Regions from separate parts of the Homo sapiens genome. Here region 2 is linked to region 1. A link is a loop called in an ENCODE intact Hi-C map of the cell type or tissue named here. Cell type or tissue: B cell. All regions are shown on one strand.

Region 1 (2,500 bases):
AATCCGGGAAACCACAACAGACTGTACTCTGCTCCTGTATTTCAGGAATAACTGTCACTAACCTGCTTCTGTCCGATTCCACCTTCTATGAAGTACACACAGAGGAGCAGTTCATTCTTTTGTAAAGGGATTGGTGGACTTTGTTCGAGATGCCATTTCAAAAGAAATGAGAAAAAAGAAAAACTAAGACCTGCACTGTAAAGCATAATACAGGAGTAGATTTATTACAGCTACTCCACATTTTAGAGAGTGCCACAGTGTCTCGGTAGGAGGCAGGAACCCGAGTTCCTGGTTCAGAAACAGGGTTAGAAACAGTCTCCCGATGGAGCTCAAGTGGCTGTCATCTGCCTGTTCTCCTCAGGTATCGAGTGGGATCAGTTGAGGGCTGAGCAAAAGTGGGGACTGGGAAGATGACGAGAAAAGATAACTTTTCGTAGATTGTTGAGGCCGCAGTCAGACTGAGGAGTGAACAGTGTGAAGGAGAGGTTGAGAGCCTCATGGTGTGGAAGGCATAAGGGTTAGAGGCGAGGTTGGAGGGATGTGGGTGCTGGTGTCTGAGGACTTATTGGATTTCGGGCTGTGTGTCCCTCAGCGTCTAGATTCCTGCTTCGTAGGTGATGAGACGCTGCATGTAGCATGTTCACCTCAGAGACTGTCACTTATGAGGGTGCCCATCATTATTATTTTTGGTGACAAGGTAGCTGCTATTTTCCTGTAAGCAGAAGCTGCGGAAGAAAATGGTGGGATTGGCCGGGAGCGGTGGCTCACGCCTGTAATCCCAGCATTTTGGAAGGTCGAGGTGGGCGGATCACCTGAGGTCCGGAGTTCGAGACCAGCCTCAACATGGAGAAACCCCCGTCTCTACTAAAAATACAAAATTAGCCGGGCGTGGTGGTGTATGCCTGTAATCCCAGCTACTCGGGAGGCTGCGGTAGGAGAATTGCTTGAACCTGGGAGGCGGAGGTTGCGGTGAGCCGAGATCGCGCCATTGCACTCCAGCCTGGGCAACAAGAGCGAAACTCCGTCTCCAAAAAACAAAACAAAACAAAAATGGTGGGATTAAGACCCGCCCCCGTCCCGTCCCCGCCCCTTTTCGCTCCTGCTCCGCCCCTTCCCCGCCTTCTACCTGCCTCCCTCGGTGCTGTCGGTCTGCGCGGGCGCGCAAGGGGGACTGGGACGTTCAGGCGGAAGTGGCGTCAGGGGCGCTTTAGGGACTGGACTTGCAGTGTAAACAGAGACGCTGCAAATTGCTTGTGGACGGTGTAGGCCGCTGCAGGCCACCATGAACCGGCTTCCGGATGACTACGACCCCTACGCGGTTGAAGAGCCTAGCGACGAGGAGCCGGCTTTGAGCAGGTGGGCTCCCGCCCCACCCTGGCCCCCGAGGATTTGGGTCGAGGCCTGGCTTTGGTCGCCTCCATTCGTTGCGCCTGCCGAGCCTACGCAGACCCTAGCGGCTCGGGAGCCTGTCGTGCCTGTTACTTGTGCGAAGCCAAAGGGCTTTCCTGATGGGGTCGCGCAGTCCCGGGGGGAGGCGGTGCCGATGTCGCCTGTAGGAAGAGGGATATTCCGGAATCACGGGGGACCGCGTGTAAATCTTCAAAAGCAATGAGATCGAAACCTGTCTCTACACCTTAGTAGCAGAGTGACGGAAGGCAAGTCAGTTATCCTCGATTACTCACCTGTAAAATTGAACTATAATAACATAATTGTATAACCTATATAACATAGTATAACACACTATGTTTGTTGTGAGGCTCACAGGACTTAATGTGAAGTGTCCATCTTGAAGACTAAACTGCCATAAACAGAAATAAGGGAATATTGAACAGCCTTTTTTATTTTTATTTTTTGACAGGGACTGTTGTATGCTCGCTCTGAGCTACAGAGATAAATCATAAGGTCCTTGTCTTCCAGAGGCTTATAGTATAATAAGGGTAATAAGATAAAGTATATATTTCTTGGCAGAGCATTGTAGAGAATATTGACCTGAGATAGGCACAGAAGAAGGTTCGTGGGATTTCCAGAAGGGTGGGCTTTATTCTACCAGGGAAACTTGAAGCTGTTTTGCCGAGATATTTCCACACAAATTTAGTTATTTCTTAAGCTGTCAGCAGATCCTATTCTTAAACTTTAAAACATTCATTCTGCCTAAAGAAGCTTTCTGTAAAGCCATGCTTTCATTAACAACTTTGGCTGGGTGTGGTGGCCCATGCCTGTAATCCCAGGACTTTGGGAGTCTGAGGCGAGAGAATCTCTTAAGCCTGGTAGTAAAGGAACAGCCTGGGCAACATAGTGAGACCTCATTTCTTAAAAAAAAAAAAAATCAAAAGAACAATGTTTCCTCATATTGTCATGGGGAGACATTGGATGCATGGGAAATCAGACTGCTGTTAAGATTTCTTTTGTTGGGAGTGAGGATAGATACCAGGATTCCCTGTGAAAAAGAGTTTCAGTTAATGGGTCCTGTCTGTGAAAGGAGGTATGTATATATGTATGT
Region 2 (2,500 bases), 1.3 Mb before region 1:
AAGGGAAGAAAAGACTTGGAGAATTTTCAACGCTGCCAAAACTCAGCCAATTTATAAGCATATGAAGATCCAAAATGAGCCCGAATGTTGGTCCCTTCCTCTCAGTCTTGCAAACTTCAGGGAGCTACTGAACGGGACCGCTCTCAAGTTAGCCCCCGAAAAGACACTGATGTAAAAGTGCTGACCGGCAAGTTGACTTGCAAACTGAGGTTAATTACTAAGCCGACCCTCTGTCCCGGCAACTCACTTGCGCTGAGAAGTGAGGGTTGCAAAGGTGAAAATAGGGAAAGAGGTCGGTGGGCTGGGGAGAGGAGGCATTTCCAGTTTGTCTGCTGCGGGAAGTTGTCCGCCTGGGCTGGTCGCTCCAGAGCACCACCGGGGGCAGGACCACGCCGCGTTTGGGAGCTGGACAAGCCCAGGCCCGCCCCGCCCCGCCGCCGGGACCCATCAGGAGCCAGACAGCGCCCAGCGACCGGTCAGGGTGCAGCCCAGGGCCCAGAGCCAGTCTCCGCCCCTTCCCTCTGTCCCCGCCCCGCTTTCCCAGCAGGACGCAGCCGCCTGGCGTGCGGAGAGCGGCCTGTCGCGCGCTGGGCGCGGGGACTCAGGGTCCCAGCAGTGGGTCGCGCACCTGAGCTATCTCCATCCTCGGAGACCGACGAGCTCTCAGTGTCCTCGTCCTCGGAGCTGCTCCCCTCATTTTCGGCGTAGTCCACCTCCATCTCATCGTGATGGTTGGTCTCCTTCTTATCCCCTCGGGAATGGACTGGCATTTTCCAGCCGCGCCGTCGCTTTCCACTACCGGCGCCCAGCCCGGCCACCGCCGCTTCAATGAAGGGCGCGCGGAACGCCCCAACCCACCCAGCCACCGAGCTTGCTCGCCCCCTTGGCTCCTCCCCGCCCCCGGCCCGGGCCTCACAACCTAACCCGCAGGCTCTGCGATGGGAGCTCTGCCATTGGCGGAGGCCTTCCACCGAGCCAGAGGGCGGGGGCTTGCCCTGCTCTGGTACGATTGGTTGCCCGCAATTACGACGCGGCCTTCCGATGCTTGCCGGGAGTTGTAGTTCGTAGGTCTCAGACCTGCAGGGGCTGCACGCTTCCATCCCTCGGCAGCCCTGATCACTTCTTCCTTCTGGACTTCAAGTCCCACAAGGCACGAAAGCTGACACTCTGGATCGCAGTTTATAAACTAAACAGAAACAGATTGTGCGAATTTAGTCTGTATTTATCTATTTCCCGCCAAGTGATTGTTTGACCTGCCTGACCATCAGAGATGTTACTGTTAGATGTGAAAATGTCTTTTGCCTAAAAGGATCTTTGCCTGCTCATTGAGCCTGGGGAACTGGAGAACCATCTGTTTTACTAAGCACCTTTATTACCTACCATTAATAAACTGTTTTATTTAATTATTAACTATAGACGATAACTTGCACTTTCTGTGTTGTGCAAAAATCTTTAAATTATTCTTGAAACTTTTACAATACAGAAGGTAAGGAAGTTTTATCTTGGCATTTTCAATCTAATATTTTTGGCATTTATTTTTTACCAAATGCAGTCGGAAAATGCCATCAGTCCTGATTTAACTTTAGTTTTCAATGAAAAATACATACTTAACCAGATGTACTTTCTCAAAAAAAGGGTACATAGCTCCCTCTCCCTCTCCCTCGCCCTCGCCCTCGCCCTCGCCCTCTCCACGGTCTCCCTCTCCCTCTCTTTCCACGGTCTCCCACTGATGCCGAGCCGAAGCTGGACTGTACTGCTGCCATCTCGGCTCACTGCAACCTCCCTGCCTGATTCTCCTGCCTCAGCCTGCCGAGTGCCTGCGATTGCAGGCGCGTGCCGCCACGCCTGACTGGTTTTCGTATTTTTTTGGTGGAGACGGTTTCGCTGTGTTGGCCGGGCTGGTCTCCAGCTCCTAACCGCGAATGATCCGCCAGCCCCGACCTCCCGAGGTGCCGGGATTGCAGACGGAGTCTCGTTCACTCAGTGCTCAATGGTGCCCAGGCTGGAGTGCAGTGGCGTGATCTCGGCTCGCTACAACCACCTCCCAGCCGCCTGCCTTGGCCTCCCAAAGAGCCGAGATTGCAGCCTCTGCCCGGCCGCCACCCCGTCTGGGAAGTGAGGAGCGTCTCTGCCTGGCCGCCCATCGTCTGGGATGTGAGGAGCCCCTCTACCTGGCTGCCCAGTCTGGAAAGTGAGGAGCGTCTCTGCCCGGCCGCCATCCCATCTAGGAAGTGAGGAGCGTCTCTGCCTGGCAGCCCATCGTCTGGGATGTGGGGAGCACCTCTGCCCCGCCGCCCCGTCTGGGATGTGAGGAGCGCCTCTGCCCAGCCGCGACCCCGTCTGGGAGGTGAGGAGCGTCTCTGCCCGGCCACCCCGTCTGAGAAGTGAGGAGACCCTCTGCCCGGCAACCGCCCCGTCTGAGAAGTGAGGAGCCCCTCCGCCCGGCAGCCGCCCCGTCTGAGAAGTGAGGAGCCCCTCCGTCCGGCAGCCACCCCGTCTG

The links. Peaks named below come from ENCODE experiments on the same cell type or tissue, not always from the same donor. Only the 100,000 strongest peaks of a DNase experiment are listed, where the experiment ranks them.
Region 2: it touches region 1 in a loop (14-fold over the local background); 6 of 110 quality-filtered maps call a loop at or near these places.

What each region holds. Positions count from the first base shown.
Region 1 is chr14:34,538,411-34,540,910 of GRCh38, reverse strand. It overlaps EAPP (E2F associated phosphoprotein), which reads left to right and starts at 1,210. Exons shown (of 6, transcript NM_018453.4): 1 at 1,210-1,356. The coding sequence starts at 1,283. LOC105370447 (a long non-coding RNA gene) reads right to left here and starts at 1,162. Exons shown (of 2, transcript XR_943739.1): 1 at 1,127-1,162; 2 at 1-725. RefSeq lists a silencer at 1,033-1,132 and enhancers at 1,273-1,432, 1,083-2,007. In B cell, no CTCF peak of the experiment used is centred here; DNase peaks (open chromatin) are centred at 610 and 1,160; H3K4me3 peaks cover 1,917 bases; H3K27ac peaks cover 2,162 bases.
Region 2 is chr14:35,824,787-35,827,286 of GRCh38, reverse strand. It overlaps BRMS1L (BRMS1 like transcriptional repressor), which reads right to left and starts at 949. Exons shown (of 10, transcript NM_032352.4): 1 at 629-949. The coding sequence starts at 770. RefSeq lists silencers at 389-558, 809-908. In B cell, no CTCF peak of the experiment used is centred here; DNase peaks (open chromatin) are centred at 1,016 and 1,908; H3K4me3 peaks cover 1,970 bases; H3K27ac peaks cover 1,318 bases.